Regions from separate parts of the Homo sapiens genome. Here region 1 is linked to region 2. The links are chromatin contacts, found by Hi-C or POLR2A ChIA-PET in ENCODE. All regions are on one chromosome and are shown on one strand. Each heading gives the region's core, a stretch centred on a gene start or an enhancer-like site at or near the end of the contact. The rest is flanking DNA. Distances are from core to core; before and after follow the strand shown. Region 1 holds the start of LINC00339 (long intergenic non-protein coding RNA 339). Region 2 overlaps HSPG2 (heparan sulfate proteoglycan 2).

The links. A loop is a pair of places that touch in the nucleus more often than their neighbours do. ChIA-PET counts read pairs that join two places held with the same protein, here RNA polymerase II (POLR2A). Pooled maps may share reads with other maps.
Region 1: a loop to region 2 is called in a map of K562, with 1.9 times the contacts of the local background. The contact joins the promoter of LINC00339 here to the enhancer-like site in region 2. A Hi-C loop is called at or near these places in 1 of 168 maps with a recorded cell type or tissue (K562) and 2 of 50 pooled maps. POLR2A ChIA-PET finds 5 or more read pairs at or near these places in 2 of 52 experiments (PC-9 and endothelial cell of umbilical vein).

The regions. Positions count from the first base shown.
Region 1 is chr1:22,022,337-22,026,449 of GRCh38, reverse strand. LINC00339 (long intergenic non-protein coding RNA 339) reads right to left here and starts at 1,259. Exons shown (of 2, transcript NR_023918.2): 1 at 1,078-1,259. LINC01635 (long intergenic non-protein coding RNA 1635) reads left to right here and starts at 402. Exons shown (of 3, transcript NR_110692.1): 1 at 402-486; 2 at 1,484-1,644; 3 at 2,005-2,456. RefSeq lists enhancers at 280-574, 652-761, 373-974 and a silencer at 3,411-3,530.
Region 2 is chr1:21,908,383-21,912,266 of GRCh38, reverse strand. All of the region lies in intron 1 of HSPG2 (heparan sulfate proteoglycan 2), which reads left to right. It also overlaps the pseudogene RPL21P29. Among named protein-coding and RNA genes, the nearest start is that of HSPG2, 27 kb to the left of the region's middle. RefSeq lists enhancers at 702-1,417, 1,418-2,133, 2,130-2,199, 2,250-2,309, 2,370-2,419 and 1 more. Within about 2 kb of position 2,291, at least 21 of the 41 ENCODE cell types and tissues checked have a DNase peak (open chromatin) inside an H3K27ac peak, as active enhancers do; they include endothelial cell of umbilical vein, where a contact is called at or near this core.

The DNA of each region.
Region 1 (4,113 bases), core at 10-2,509, 120 kb before region 2:
CAAAACATTAGCCAGGCGTGGTGATGTGCGACTGTAATCCCAGTTACTCGAGTGGCTGAGGCAGGAGAATCGCTTGAACCCATGTGGCAGAGAAGGTTGCAGTGAGGCGACAACGCGGCACTGCAACTCCGGCCTGGGCGACAGAGCGAGACTCCGTCTCAAAAAAAAAAAAAAGAAAAAATAACTCCAGTGCACTGCGCCCTTACTTCCTATCTAACATTGTGCCGAACGTTATACACAGATCCTCCTCCGTATGATCCTTAGTTCAGGATCATAAACTCTTGATAAATTACTGCCCCAGGAACCTCCAGTGACATCAACCGCTGCTACCATTTGTGGAATTCTGCCGGCCAGACACCCCACACTGCATTCCCTCACAACTGATCCTCCCGATAGCCCATGGGGTAGGCACTGTTATTTCCATTCACAGATAAGCAAAGTGAGGCTCGGAGGGCGGGGACTTGCCCAAAGCCACAAGGATGAAAGGTAGTGCGATGACTCAACCGATAAAAATAATCCCGGTTGTGGTGGGGGGGAGCTGAGCCCGACTCCTCCCACTATGCTGCCGCGGCTCCGAAGGCCTAGCCCGAGTGCGGAAATGGGCTTCTAGGGTCCCAGGACGAGGTCCACCTCCAGAGCTGCAGTGAGGTCCAAGTCAGCCCGAGGAGCCCGCAGGTCCCACATTTCAGTCATTTCCCTACCCCAAAGGCAGGGACTCCCCGCTCCTGGGGCAGGCAGCCACTGTGGCCGCGAGCAAGCGTACTCGGGTTAGGAAGGAGAAGGAAGGGGACAGGGGGAACGTTCACCTACGCAGCTGCCACCTCGGAGGACGGGGGAGCGGGGGACGAGGAAAGATCAGGATAAGACCCTAACTCCCACAAATGACTCCAGGAAAGGGAGACCACCACTCCCCGAGCTTTGGAGCGCCGCGCGGGAACCGGAAGTCATGCCCCGCCCGGAAGTTAAGAGGAGGGGCATAGGTTGGAAGGGGTGGGCCGGGTCTCTCTAGCCTCCGCGGTACTACGCAGCTTCATGGTTTTAACTCTTGGTGGTCTTTTGACCGTCCTCAGTCCTTACCGTGCGGAGTTTTGGATACATTCTTAGCAGCTTTTTCGCTCCGGAGAAGTTCTTTATCTTTCTGAGCCGCAGTTTGCCCAACTGCAAAATGGAAAGAGATGAAGCAGGAATTAAGATACTCTAGGAGCTCGCCCACAGCTGATTCAGGGCCCCATTCTGAGGTTACACCCTTAAGCCTTTGCACCACTCAAAGGAAGGAAACCAAGAGAGAGGGGTGGCTGGCTGCTGTTTGGAGACAGTGGTCCTTGTATTGGCGCCCCGCGGAATCACTCCAGATGAGTCAGTGGATACAGTCTATAGGTCCCGCCTCATTGTACGCAAACAGCAGTGGGCATATGGCCGTGGGGGGTTGATACAGCCTGTCCGGGGTGGGACTCTGTGTGTATGGGAGGCTAAATCTCAGCAGGACTTTTCCAGTTGCTACCAGACTACGCACTGTCGCCTGATGGTTAAGAACTGAAGCTTTAGCCGTGCGCGGTGGCTCACGCCTGTAATCCCAGCACTTTAGGAGGCAGAGGCGTGTGGATCACCTGAGGTCACGAGTTCGAGACCAGCTTGACCAACAAGGTGAAACTCAGTCTTTACTAAAAATACAAAAATTAGCCGGGCGTGCTGGCAGGCGCCTATAGTCCCAGCTGCTCGGGAGACTGAGACAGGAGAATTGCTTGAACCCGGGAGGCGGAGGTTGCAGTGAGCCGAGATTGCGCCATTGCACTCCAGCCCGGACGAGGGAGCAAGACTCCATCTCAAAGATGAAGCTTTGAAGTCATACTGATCTGGTTTGCGTCTGATCACACAGGTTCAATGACACAGCCGGCTAGAGGAAGCAGAGATGCTAACCACTGCAGCCCCGATCTTAACCCTGAAGGGGAGGGATTGAGCTGTTAGAGAGAGGTACTCAGTTGACTTCTCCCTCTCTCTTTCCAGCTGGCATATCCGAATGGGCTGAGCTACCGGATTAAGAGGGACACCCCAAAGCCCCCATTGCTGGGTTATTGCTCCAGAGCCAATGTTCTTGGGGAAAGGAAGATATGCCCTTTGTCAACATTGCCACTGCTGGTCTGTAAACTCCTAGACGGCCAGCTGGTGGTTCACAAACCAGGACTCCTTGCTCTGGCCCTACCCCTACCTACCAGAATGACCGTGAACCCTTCCCCACTCACTCCTACAACCAGGTTTCCATCTCCTCTCTCAGCTTAGGTTTCCCTAACTGTAAAATAAAAGGGTTGGACTAGGTTAAGGACTTCCTGCTATTTCTCTCTCCCACACTCTAAGGTTCCTTAGGAATGCTTCAGAAAACAGCAGGGGTTGGGGCAAGGATGCCGCTTGAGTCCCAGAGCAACTCCAATTTCATAGGCACATAAATTTATGTGAAAGTATATACGTTTCGGCTTGTGTAAGATTATTTTATCATCCCAGGTAAAATTCAGCCTTTGTGCTTCATCTTTCCCCACCCTCCTGCTCACTCAGTTTGCTCCAAGAACACTGACCTTCTGGCTATTTTGCAAATCTGACAATCTGACAAGCTCATCTTCACTTCTTTTTTTTTTTTTTTTTTTTTTTTGAGACGGAGTTTCGCTCTTGTTGTCTAAGCTGGAGTGCAATGGTGTGATCTCGACTCACTGCAACCTCTGCCTCCCGGATTCAAGCGATTCTCCTGCCTCAGCCTCCCGAGTAACTGGGATTACAGGCACGAGCCACCACACCCGGCTAATTTTTTGTACTTTTAGTAGAGACGGGGTTTCGCCATATTGGCCAGGCTGGTCTCGAACTCCTGACCTCAGGTGATCCGCCCACCTCAGCCTCCCAAAGTGCTGGGATTACAGGTGTGAGCCACCACGCCCAGCCTTTTTTTGAGGCAGAGTCTCATTCTGTCACCCAGGCTGGAATGCAGTGGCATGATCTCAGCTCACTGCAACTTCCACCTCCTGGGTTGAAGTGATTCTCTTGCCTTAGCCTCCCAAGTAGTTCAGATTACAGACTTGCACCACCCTGTCCAGCTAATTTTTGTATTTTTAGTAGAGACAGGGTTTTGCCATGTTCCCCAGGCTGGTCTCGAACTCCTGACCTCAAGCGATCCACCCACCTCGGCTTCCCAAAGTGCTGGGATTACAGGCGTGAGCCATCGCACCCGGCCTCATCTTCACTTCTTTTGCTGATCTCTGCTTGCAGTGCTCTTTCCTGAGATCTGTTCACCCAGGTTCCAGTTCAACTGTAGCGTCTCCTTTTCTGCCCACCTCCTCTATCCCCCGACCCCGGGCACCCTTCCAATTCCTTTATAACCTGTTACTTTGTTTTTGTGATTACCTAGTTATTTTCTATCTCATCCACTAGAGGCAGTGTCCACAAAGCTAAGGACTTTGTCTGCCCTGTCACCACCATGACCCCAGTACTTAAAACTGAGCATAGGCCGGGCACGGTGGCTCACACCTGTAATCCCAGCACTTTGGCAGGCCGAGATGGGCGGATCACAAGGTCAGGAGATCGAGACCATCCTGGCTAACACGGTGAAACTTCATCTCTACCAAAAATACAAAAAAATTAGACGGGCGTGGTGGCGAGTGCCTGTAGTCCCAGCTACTCGGGAGGCTGAGACAGGAGAATGGCGTGAACCCGGGAGGCGGAGTTTGCAGTGAGCTGAGGTCACGCCACTGCACTCCAGCCTGGGCGACAGAGCAAGACTCTGTCTCAAAAAAAAAAAAAAAAACAAAAAAACAAAAACTGAGCATAGGAGCCAGGCGCAGTGGCTCACGCCTATAATCCCAGCACTTTGGGAGGCCGAGGCAGGCGGATCACCTGAGGTCAGGAGTTCGAGACCAGCCTGGCTAACATGGTGAAACCCCGTCTCTACTACAAATACAAAAATTAGCTAGGCATGGTGGCAGGCGCCTGTAATCCCAGCTACTCAGGAGGCTGAGGCAGGAGAATTGCTTGAACCTGGGAGGCGGAGGTTGCAGTGAGCTGAGATCACGCCATTGCACTCCAGCCTGGGCGACAAGAGTGAAACTCCATCTCAAAAAAAACGAACAACAACAA
Region 2 (3,884 bases), core at 1,042-3,541:
GGGGGTCATTTTTATTCCCATTTTACAGATGAAGACACAGAGGCTCAGAGAGGTCAAGTGATTTGCCCAGGGCCACACAGCTAGGAAACTGCCAGGCTAAAGTGTCCAGTCAACAGTTAACAGTGGTATGGGGTGGCATGTGCCCAACACACATTTCCTAGGATGGCTTTGACTTATTAATAAAATATGATAGATATAGTAGTCATCGCAAAAAACTATCAACGTGTCTCAGAGATTTGAATACCTCTGCATCCAAACTTCACCTCCCAGGCTGCCTCTGACACTCAGAAGTAGCCCAGAAATCCTTTATTTAGTGGTTTCTTGATTTCTGCTTTGGAAAATATGGTCAGTTGTAATTATGGGTATGTGAGAGTTCAGAGGAGAGAGAGCTGCGTGGGCTGGAGCGGGCTGGAAAGGCTTGGCACCGAACTGGGAGTGGAGCTGGGCTGGCCGGCAGCTGAGGGGGCTGAGATGGGCTGGGGTGGGCCAAGCTCACAGCCTCCAGGGACGTTTCCTGAAGGGCCTGCAGTGGGGCTGTGCACCAGGGAAATTGCAAGCCTCTTCAGGACTCCCTCCCTCCCGGCCCTGCACCTCCCCACGGGGGCCCTGGAGCAGGCCAGGCTCCAGTTAAGGCATGTTCAGCCCCAGACCTTTGCTCCGGCCTCTCCACCCAGGCTTCCCAGGGAACTGGGTAAAGGGCTGTGCTATGGGACAGCGAGGCCAGGCACCCTGAGGCTTGAGCAGTTGACAGCATGAGGACTAAGATGACCCCAGCCAGCCCGCCCACCCCCTCCACACCCCCACTCCCTGCCTGCTCTGGGGCCCTTGGCCCTGAGGCCTCAGCAGCTGTCAGCAGGGAAGGGTGACAGAGGAGGGCCAGAGGTGACTTCCCAGCCTGCCCATTCTCCCCCTGCTTGGGCCAGGCCCAGAGCTCTCCCCAGCTGTTGTCAGCAGCTGTGGAGCTTTGTTCTGGGGCCAGCTCTGGGTAGCCCCCTCCTCCCAGTACATCTTCCCACCATCCTTCACAGCTGCTGCCCTTGGGGAGGGGCTGGGGCTAGTGTGGGAGACAGAGTCACATCTTTGGTTCCTTTGATCCTACCAACGACCTGAAGAAGAGGAATTCATGCCCTTGTTTTTATGGAAGAGAAAACTGATTCAGAGAGGCCAAGCAACTTGCTTGAAGTCACACAGCTTAGTGGCTGACTTCAGGCTCCTGGCTCCCCACCCAGTGCTCTCCGACTGCCTTTCTTCAATGTGCATTTGGCGCAGGATGCCAGGGGCTTCAGGGCTCCTGGGCTTGACTCCCAGCTTGGCCATTTGCGACCTCAGGCGAGCTGCTTAACCACCTGGACTGGAACTCCCGTTTTCTTGCTTGTGAAATAAGATAATGGTACCGACCTCTTGGGACTGTTGAGCAAATTAAATCAGATAATTAACATCAGGTACTTAGCATAAGGCTTGATGTGTTCTTTGTGCTCAAGCTGAGAGCTGGCAACGTTACCATCGAGGGTATTAACCACCTGTGTGCCTGGCATTCTGGGTGGTTCTATGGAGGCTACAGACACATTCTTTAAATATTTGTATCAGTCAGTAAATATTTATTTGGCACCTACTGTGTGCCAGGTGCTAGAAAAAGGGCAGCGACAAAACAGACCAATTCCCGTTCCTGCTTATATTCTGCTTCACAAAGTGGCTGGAGAGACACTACTCATCCTAACCATGGAAGCCTCTGGAGTGCTTTCACACACTGGGATTCACATCCATATTTTGCAGATGAGAAAACTGGGACCCAGAGAAGATCGATGGCAGAGTTGAGCCAGGACCCAGCTTTTCTGAGGGTCTCAGGCAGTGCTGCTGAGCACAGGAGGCAGCCCTGTGGGCTTCCTGGAGGAGGCATTTTGTGCTGAATCTTACAGGGCCTCAGGGCCTGGCAGGGGAGGTGGGGAACAGTACAGGATGCAGCCACCACAGTCTGGGCAGGAACAATTTCAGGAAGGTCTTACGGAGGGCAAGGCCTTTTGTTCCCCAGGGAGGAGGCCCAGTCAGAGCTTTAAATACCCCGTGCAGCCCAGAATAGCCCCCATTGTGTTGGTCTGCAGCTGGGGGACCCAGGGAGGAACCAACATCGCCATGGAGGATCCTGAGGGGGCTGATTCTGGCAGATTCTGGAGGTGGGGCGGGGAGGTCTTCAGGCACTTCCCTATATGGTGCGGTGGCATTTCTGTGGAAGGCTTTTCTAGTCTGGCTCAGGCAGGAAGGCCTGCTTTGTGGGAAGGGTGGAGCAGCAGCTCAAGTTCTGCGTGAGCAACGTGCAGCTGAGGGGGGAGCCTGGTGGGTGGGGGACTCCCAGGGACGGCTCTGTGCCTGACTGAAGGTGCCTCTTTGTGCACCAGAGGTATGTGTGCATTGGCCCACTGGGCCCTCCTGTAGGTGGGCCTAGCCCAGGCCCTTGCCAGGGCCTCTTGGCACCCTCTCCTGCTCTAGCTATTTTGGGCACTGGCTGTGTTCGGGTTTGGGGAGTGATGGGTAATCCTGCCTAGACCAAGGCTGCTGGGGTGAGGTTGGTGGGGTACTGACTGGACTGCCATTCCAGCTCCCTGAATCTTTGATCACTGTAGCCTCTGCCCCTGGCTTCAGCTTCAAAGGGTCATGGTCAGCAGACTCTGAGGGGATGCCAGCCCCACTGATGAGGCAGAGAAGGGTGCCAGACAAGCCTGTCCCTTGGGACATTCCCTGCTCTCAGTATCAGGGATAGTTGTGCTTTTTCTAAGCAACTGGTTTGTTTTTACATTGTGAGACATGGAATCTAGGGACTGGTCAGGTTTCCTTCTTCCCATTGGCTGCTGGCAAGCTCAGGGCCACATGAGTTGTCCCTTTCCTAGATCTCTGGGATTCAGCATGTGCTCTCTGTCTGCTTGCCTCACTCCAGGCTCCATCTGCCTGCCCTGCCTGAGTTTTTCTTATATTTCTTTAGTTAATATTCTCTTGGCTGTTAAGTGTGCATCTTTGTAAGCTGTCTGCAGCCTTTTTGGAACAGGGCAAGAGGGGAGGTATAAATGAATGATGAGGATGATGGTGATGATGACCCTTTGCTCAGCGGGTCTCTGCAGCCTGACTCCTTCTGGCTCTGTCCTGACATTGTTTCTGTTTTTGTTTTTTGAGATGGAGTCTCACTCTGTCGCCCAGGCTGGAGTGCAATGGCGCCATCTTGGCCCACTGCAACCTCCACCTCCCGGGTTCAAGCGATTCTCCTGCCTCAGCCTCCCAAGTAGCTGGGATTACAGGCATGTGCCACCATGCCCGGCTAATTTTTGTATTTTTTAGTAGAGACGGGGTTTCACCATGTTGGTCAGGCTGGTCTCGAACTCCTGACCACCAGTCCCAAAGTGCTGGAATTATAGGCGTGAGCCACCGCACCCAGCCTGTCCTGACTTTGTAATCCCCTCCTTTAGCCCTGTTCCTTTTGCAGGTGGGACACAGCCTAGAATTTTAGAATCCTAATGTTTTAGAGTGTCAGTGCTCTAAAATATCAAAACCAGAGGAAGCTTTGGGGTCGTTTAAGTTGATGGCTTTCAAACTCATTAAGCAGTGAGACCCTTATTTTAATCAAAATAACAAAGATAATCACAGCAAACACTTTTTTTTTTTTAACAGCCCAGAGGTCTTTTTTTTTTTTTAAATACCTATTATGCCGTGAATTCATAGAGAATAGGTTCCAGCAGCTCAGGCTCCTTCCCATTGGTTCTCACAAAGTGTGCTTTGCTGGGTGGAGCAGGCTGGCGCTTTAGTTGAACCCAGGTACCTTTCTCTTTGGCTTCTCTCTTTTTCTGATCATTCTCCTTCACGCGTTTCAGGAAGCTATCTCGGCTCTCAGAGTGCTTAAT